Regions from separate parts of the Homo sapiens genome. Here region 2 is linked to region 1. Evidence: chromatin contacts called from ENCODE Hi-C data. All regions are on one chromosome and are shown on one strand. Each heading gives the region's core, a stretch centred on a gene start or an enhancer-like site at or near the end of the contact. The rest is flanking DNA. Distances are from core to core; before and after follow the strand shown. Region 1 has its middle 79 kb from the start of CHST15. Region 2 has its middle 30 kb from the start of OAT.

The links. A loop is a pair of places that touch in the nucleus more often than their neighbours do. Pooled maps may share reads with other maps.
Region 2: a map of OCI-LY7 shows a loop between it and region 1 (2.7-fold over the local background). The contact joins two enhancer-like sites. A Hi-C loop is called at or near these places in 1 of 168 maps with a recorded cell type or tissue (OCI-LY7), 1 of 37 single-sample maps with no recorded cell type and 4 of 50 pooled maps.

Annotation. Positions count from the first base shown.
Region 1 is chr10:124,170,812-124,174,063 of GRCh38, forward strand. No RefSeq gene overlaps it. Among named protein-coding and RNA genes, the nearest start is that of CHST15, 79 kb to the left of the region's middle. Within about 2 kb of position 1,723, at least 2 of the 41 ENCODE cell types and tissues checked have a DNase peak (open chromatin) inside an H3K27ac peak, as active enhancers do.
Region 2 is chr10:124,387,648-124,390,899 of GRCh38, forward strand. No RefSeq gene overlaps it. Among named protein-coding and RNA genes, the nearest start is that of OAT, 30 kb to the right of the region's middle. RefSeq lists a silencer at 1,570-1,859. Within about 2 kb of position 1,769, at least 7 of the 41 ENCODE cell types and tissues checked have a DNase peak (open chromatin) inside an H3K27ac peak, as active enhancers do.

The DNA.
Region 1 (3,252 bases), core at 473-2,972:
GGCTGATGAGGAACAGCTTAATGTGCCACTGGAGAACGTTTCTGCCGTCTCGTGTTGTGCGGAGAACACACTGACTGCGAAAGCCTCTTACCTGAAGCTCTCGGATCAATACATTTATTTTTGTCCCTCCCCTGGAGAACAGCTCTCTGTGGAGACCTGGCCTTTCTCCTCACCTGTGGGGATGCTTTCAACTCAGTTTGCATGGGGAGAAGTCCCTCAATCCTCACTTTCATTCCAACTTCTCTTCTGTGGCCTCCAAGTAATAGATTGCTGGGCTCCCTGTAATAGATTGGAAAATTAATCCTTTTTGGCTGCACCCACCCCCTTGTTACAAGCTGGTGATAAGATCAAAAAATTCCATACCTTAGAGGTGATGGATACACAGAGAGGCTTCGTGTGGTTTATCAGCTTCTCTATCTGGGGCAGATTTTATAACTTTGCTCTAAAATTCCCACAATGCTAACAGTCCTACAACCCTGGGCATTTCTCTCCTGTGACCTCCATCCATGATTTCACTAAAATAATTTCTGATGTTCATCTGGGAGTGGACCGATGGTTGCACCAAAGTCAAAAAATGCACAGAGTTGTTTCACACACACTGAGACACAGGACAACACACTTTGAAGCCCTCAGAACCCTCATGACACCTGAAGCCTCACATCCTGAGTGAGTTGTGGCAGACAGAGTTCCTGGTCCCAGCTCTCTACTACATGACAGCCTCATGATGAGCAGAGCATGTTTCCCTGACCCTTGACTTTGGTCTTGACCTTGAGACTTGCTTTGGCCAAAGCAAGTCTCAACCCAGCCCCAGCATGCAGAGCCTGGGGAGTGCTTGGACAATAAGTTCTGCTCTCTCATGCTGGTGATCTACAGTGAGAACATGCTCCAGGAGCTGCTCTTCCTTCAGCCAGGGCCCCAAAAGGAGACACATGGAGGTGACCATGTGCCCTGGGGGCTGCTGGTCAAAGGAGGATATGTGACACGTGGGCCATTCCTGATCCCAACCTACAGCCTGGACACTGGAGCCCAGAGCCCAGAGCCAAAAGTCCAAGCTAGCCCAGTGGAGTTGCAGCAGACCCCAAAACCAATGGGACCAAGAATAAGTCATTGTCGTTTTAGGTTTGGAGTGGTTTCTTACACAGTGTTACTGTAGCAATAGCTGACTGATACAATATTCAAGCTCATACAAAGTCTACTCATATGCTCAGAGCACACACAGGCACTCAAGGAACACTATCCCTGCCCCCACACACACCTTTGTAGTGAGCATATAAGGTCATTGTCCCAGGAGCTGGAAAGGTCCCCCTCCCCTGCCCACCTGCGGCCCACTTTCCCCAATGCTGCCAGAGCACTGCCTGGTCTTCCAGAGGCCAATTATGTCTTTAGCATCCACCACTGTGCAGCTCAGAGCTCCACGCCCTTTATCTTGTCAAGTTGTTTTTATGTCCTTTCTGCCAAGAAAGTGTTGCTTTTGAAGCCCTGGCAGCTTGCTCCTTTTTTCCTTTCTACTCCAGTTGTTGAATGCGCGTCAGATTTGTGACATCCCATTCTCCCAAGGGGAAAAATTACAGCTGGGATGTATGCAAACGAATTCTCAGAACACGAATCTTTCACGTCCTTGCTGTTGGCGGCCCCTCTGCCGGCCCTGCTTCTCCGATTGCAGCTGCTGCTGCTCCGGCAATGAGCCGGAAACGGATCCATCCTTACATCTGAGGGTAGTGGGTAAACCCCGTTCTTGGTTGCAGCCAGTGAGGGGAAAAAGTCAGGGCTGGAACACACTCAGCCTTTCCCTCCTCTCAGAGCCTGGAGTAACGGGGCTGGGGCCTGGGCGGTCTGGCTTGGGATGAGCAGCCTCCCCAGCTTCCCAAGGCCAGAGCTCCAGCACGTGGAAGCAGCGTCAGCTTGGGCAGGCTTTGGAGGGGCCTGAGAAGCCCATCAGCCTTACTGGGACCCCTTCTTAGCTCCCTCTTCTGCGAAGGAGGACTTGATGCTGTCTACAGAGTGGACTGTGTCCTGGCACAATCTGGAAGCAGAGGAGGTGCTGGAGGAAACAGGCCGAGAGGTTCTGCCTGGTGGAGGCTGTCACAGTGCCCTGTGCAACATTGTGAGGGATGGCAAGCATGGCTGGGTGTGCTCCCCACCCCAGGAAGCTCAGGGAGGGTCTCCCTGGCAGAGAAGGTTTAACTTGAGTCTTGACGGATGAGTAAAGACTCCTGGATGAACGGTCGGGGAAAGGCATGCAGGGAGAGGGAACAGCATATGCAGACAGCACGGAGGATGCAAGAGTCTGACTTAGAGACTCTTAATTAGAGAACTATGAGGAATTCAGGGGCCCCTGAGCTCTGGGTGACCTGGGGAGGGCGGTGGGAAATGAGGCTCAGAAGTCAGCTGAGGCTGGATCTCTAAAGTGCCAGACTGATGGATTTGGGTGTTTCCAGTTAGCAATAGGGAGCCACGGAAAGATTTGAGGAGGGAGAAGCAGGACCAGGCTTGCTTTCCCATCCCATCCCGCCAACCACAGAGTGGAAGCGGATCAGAGAAAGGCAGGCCTGGGCCAGGCAGGCAGCTGCAAGGGCTCTGGGAGGAGGTGGCCAGGTTCGGCCTGACGAGGTGGCCCCGGCTGTGGAGGGAGGAGATAGAGCCGCCTTCCCTCCTCCTTCAGCCTCTGCCCACCTTGATTCGCTCACCCCTGGTCACAGCTCTCGCCGCCTGTGAAGACAAGCAGGTGCCCACTGCCCGCTGAACTATGAAATCGGCTCAGCCTCATCCTCAGCTTCACAAGAGCCACATCCAGAGAATTGCCAGTTCAATGCCTCTCAGATTTGTCTCTCCCCTCCCTTGGCCGACACCTTCACCGGGGCCCTCATCAGCTCCCATGGCCCCTGTATGGGGTGACTGGCTCAGGCCCCTGGGGTTCCCACTTACTCCTGGAACCTGTTTCTTTTTCCTTCGGTCAGCAACTATTTTTTGAGCAGCCACAGCACACCAGGGCCTGGGGTGCTACGGCTGGAAATAGCAAGCAACACAGAATGGGGCTGTGGCCCCCTGGAGCCTCCCTCCAGGGAAAGACGGATGGTAAACAGTTGCTGCACAACTCTGCATGCAGCCCCCCTAGAGCGGAGGGTGACGGAGGAATGCAGCACATAGGGCTGAGCCGCAAGGCACCAGGCAGGGCGAGGAGCAGCGTGCAGAAGGCTCTGCATGGAAGATCGTGGAGAAGAAGGAAAGGCACCGAAGATAAGGCTGGGGGCC
Region 2 (3,252 bases), core at 519-3,018, 220 kb after region 1:
CACCCCTCCTCAGGCCCCACCTCCCCTCCCATCCACGAAGTCCAAGGTAAGTCCAGGACTGGGCCCTGGGCACCAGCCTTGCCCTTGGCACTGATGGGGTTCAGGACATGGTACCCCAAAATACAGCACCTTGGCATTTGAGGAAACAGCAGAAACAGAAAGGTCGTTTTCACCTCCCACCCTCCCTTCTCCCCTGAAGCAGGACATAAAACCCTCATTCAGGTGTTAGTCTCCCTATACCCAGAAGAAACATCCTCACCTCTGAAGACACAGGGATAGAGGAGACTGTGAACACGCAGGCCTGGCTAAGTCCCTCCATCTATTACCGTTACATCAGACGTTTTTATCCAATCAAACTTTTCTAGGACTATCCACTTTTTTTATCAAACCAAGCATAAAAAACACAGGTTTGGCTGGGTGTGGTGGCTCACGCCTGTAATCCCAGCACTTTGGGAGGCCGAGGTGGGCGGATCACCTGAGGTCAGGAGTTCGAGACCAGCCTGACCAATATGATGAAACCCCATCTCTACTAAAAATACAAAAATTGGCCGGGCCTGGTGGCATGCGCCTGTAATCCCAGCTACCTGGGAGGCTGAGACAGGAGAAACGCTTGAACCCAGGAGGTGGAGGCTGCAGTGAGCCAAGATCCTGCCATTGCACTCCAGCCTGGGCAACAAGAGTGAAACTCTGTCTCAAAAACACACACACACACACACACACACAGGTTTACACATTTCTTTGGGTCTTCATTTCCTTATGAAGGCTCCTGCATCCGGTAAAAATTATATTAAATAAATGTGTATGTTATTCTCTTGTTATATGAGTCCCAGGCAGGAACCTAGGACGGTGAGGAAAAGCTCTTTCTCCTCCTATGGCATCCACACACCCAGGGCCTGCCACTCCTGCCCAGCCCAGGACCGTCACTATCTCAGTGACCAGTGGACAGGGCTCAGCAGGGCCACACGGATCAAGGTGGGCCCCAGCCAGGCAGAGACCAGGCCCCGCATCCTCCCACCCCCTGCACAACTTCGGTCCCCCAATCACCAGGGCAGGTATGAGTAAGGCCATTGCACAGTGGCAAAAACTGAGGCCCGCAAGGGCCCAAGGACCACCACTCAGATCCCTCCGGGCACAGCCCAGCCAGGAGCTCCGGGCAGAGTCCCGGGAGGCCCTGCCCACAGGGTCAGAGCGCCCCTGCCCCCGGCCCAACGGATGCGCCTGTCCAGGATCACCACCTGTCAAGCTCGCTGCAGCGCGGGAGGTGGGGTGGACCCTTCCCTGCCCCGGAGCCCACACCTCTGCACGGTGAACCGAGGCGCTCCGACGGGTGCGCGGACAGCACCTGGCACTGAGGAGGTGAACGTGACTCCCACACACGCGGGACTGAACCAGCGCCCCAGAGTCCCCAGAACACGCATGGGCCCGCGGGGCCGCAGCCCACGCCCGGGACAGCCGCCCGCAGTCTACGCAGGGAGGGGCCGCGGGGCTCTGGTTTCTGCAAGTTCTGAATTGTCTCCAAGGAGCATATTCCAACGTCAGAATAATAAACTTTTACAGAACTGTATTGCTCTGCAGCGCGCGGGGGGACTCGGCCCAGCGAAGAGCGAGCGCCCTACAGGCCTCGGCGGAGGAGGGCACGGTCCCCAGCGCGGCTCCTGGCCCCGCCCACGGCCCCGCCCCAGCTCCCGAGCCCCGGCCTCGCGCACGCGCATCTCGCGGGCTCGCAGGACGGCCGGGAAGCAACGCTTTGCGGGCAGCGCCCCCTGCCGTCCCAACGCGCGTGGGGCCCTATGGCTGCGAGCAGTTCCGGCCAAAAGCCCCAGGACCCGGACTTGGGGTTATTGACTTGCGCGTGGGCGCTGAGTCTTGGAGGGGAGGGGACAACTCGCCACACCCCCGTCCTCTCCCTGGAGCTCGAAGCCCCTTTCTGCTGAAATGGGGCCTCCTTTTCTCGGGAAACTGACTTTGGGGGAAACTAAGTCTCAAGGGGATCTTAAAACCCAAGACGGGGGAATGGGAACCTCACAGGACGTGGGGGCGCTTTTCTGGCCATCTCTATATAAAACCTGCCGGGGGCCTCAGACCCTGGCTCCTCTGTCAGTTCCCAAGACCCGTCGCGCGCCCACCTGAGCCCGGTGCCCACTGGATGGGGGCTCAGGCTCACCTGGTCAGTCCTCACCCCCACCTCCAGAGACCAGGCAGTCATGCCCTTCTAATATGGCGGAGGTCCCAAAAGATTATACCATATTTTTACTGTGCCTTTTCTGTGTTTAGCTATGCAAATACTTAGCATTGTGTCGTAGCAGGCTGTGCCATCTAGGTTGTGTAAGTACACGCCATGATGTTCACATAACGAGAAAATCGCCAAAGGACGCATTTCTCAGAACATACACCTGTTGTGAAACCACCCGTGACTGTTCTGTCCTAATTCAACCCCCTCATTCGATAAAGGACAGAGAGGCATTGAGTTGCCAGAGGTCATCCTGGTTGTCAGAGGCAAAAGCAAAACCGAAGCTCTGAGCCTCGCAGCAACCACCCACGCCACCGCCTCCCGTCATCATCAGGAGGCCTCCCCAGGTTTCTGTCCCAGGGAGCGCAGCCGGTGGACAAGTCCCTTCCGCTCTCTGAGCCTCCAGTAACATGAAAACACTGGCAGGAGACCCTCCATGATTCCAGGATTCCTAGAACACTGGCAGGACACCCTCACCCGGTGATCACTCCCAGGTCACCCCACTGAAAGCCGGCAGCTTTCTGTATGGTCTGCATCCATGTTTTTCTATTTCTCCCAGGAGTAATTACTCCATTTGTTCACAGGTACACGGCTTGGCACTCAGGGGCCATAAATTAAAGAGATGTTGTGATAAAAAGGAAGGCAGGAGAGAGTAGGGGCTGGTGGATCCCACTTGCCCTTCACTGCCGGTCTCAGAGACTGGCCTAGGAGAAAGCCACCAAGATCAAAGGCCCCCAGACCCTGCATCCCCATGGATGTGCAAGCCTGAGCTGTCGGTGGTCCTCCCGAACCCTGCCTTGAGCCATGCTTGGCTATTCCACACAAGGCTTATTTGCAGCAATCATCTGCTGGGCTCTTAAGTATTGTGATGCAAATTATAAAAGCCATTTTAGTTCAGATATCTCATTAACAATTTGAAGGGCTAGGCTGATGTATAGAGAAAAAATCTCATTTGCAAGTTAATCAAAATAAAGGCTGGGGAGCTAATAAACCTCCTCTGAGCCATTATACATGCATGGAAC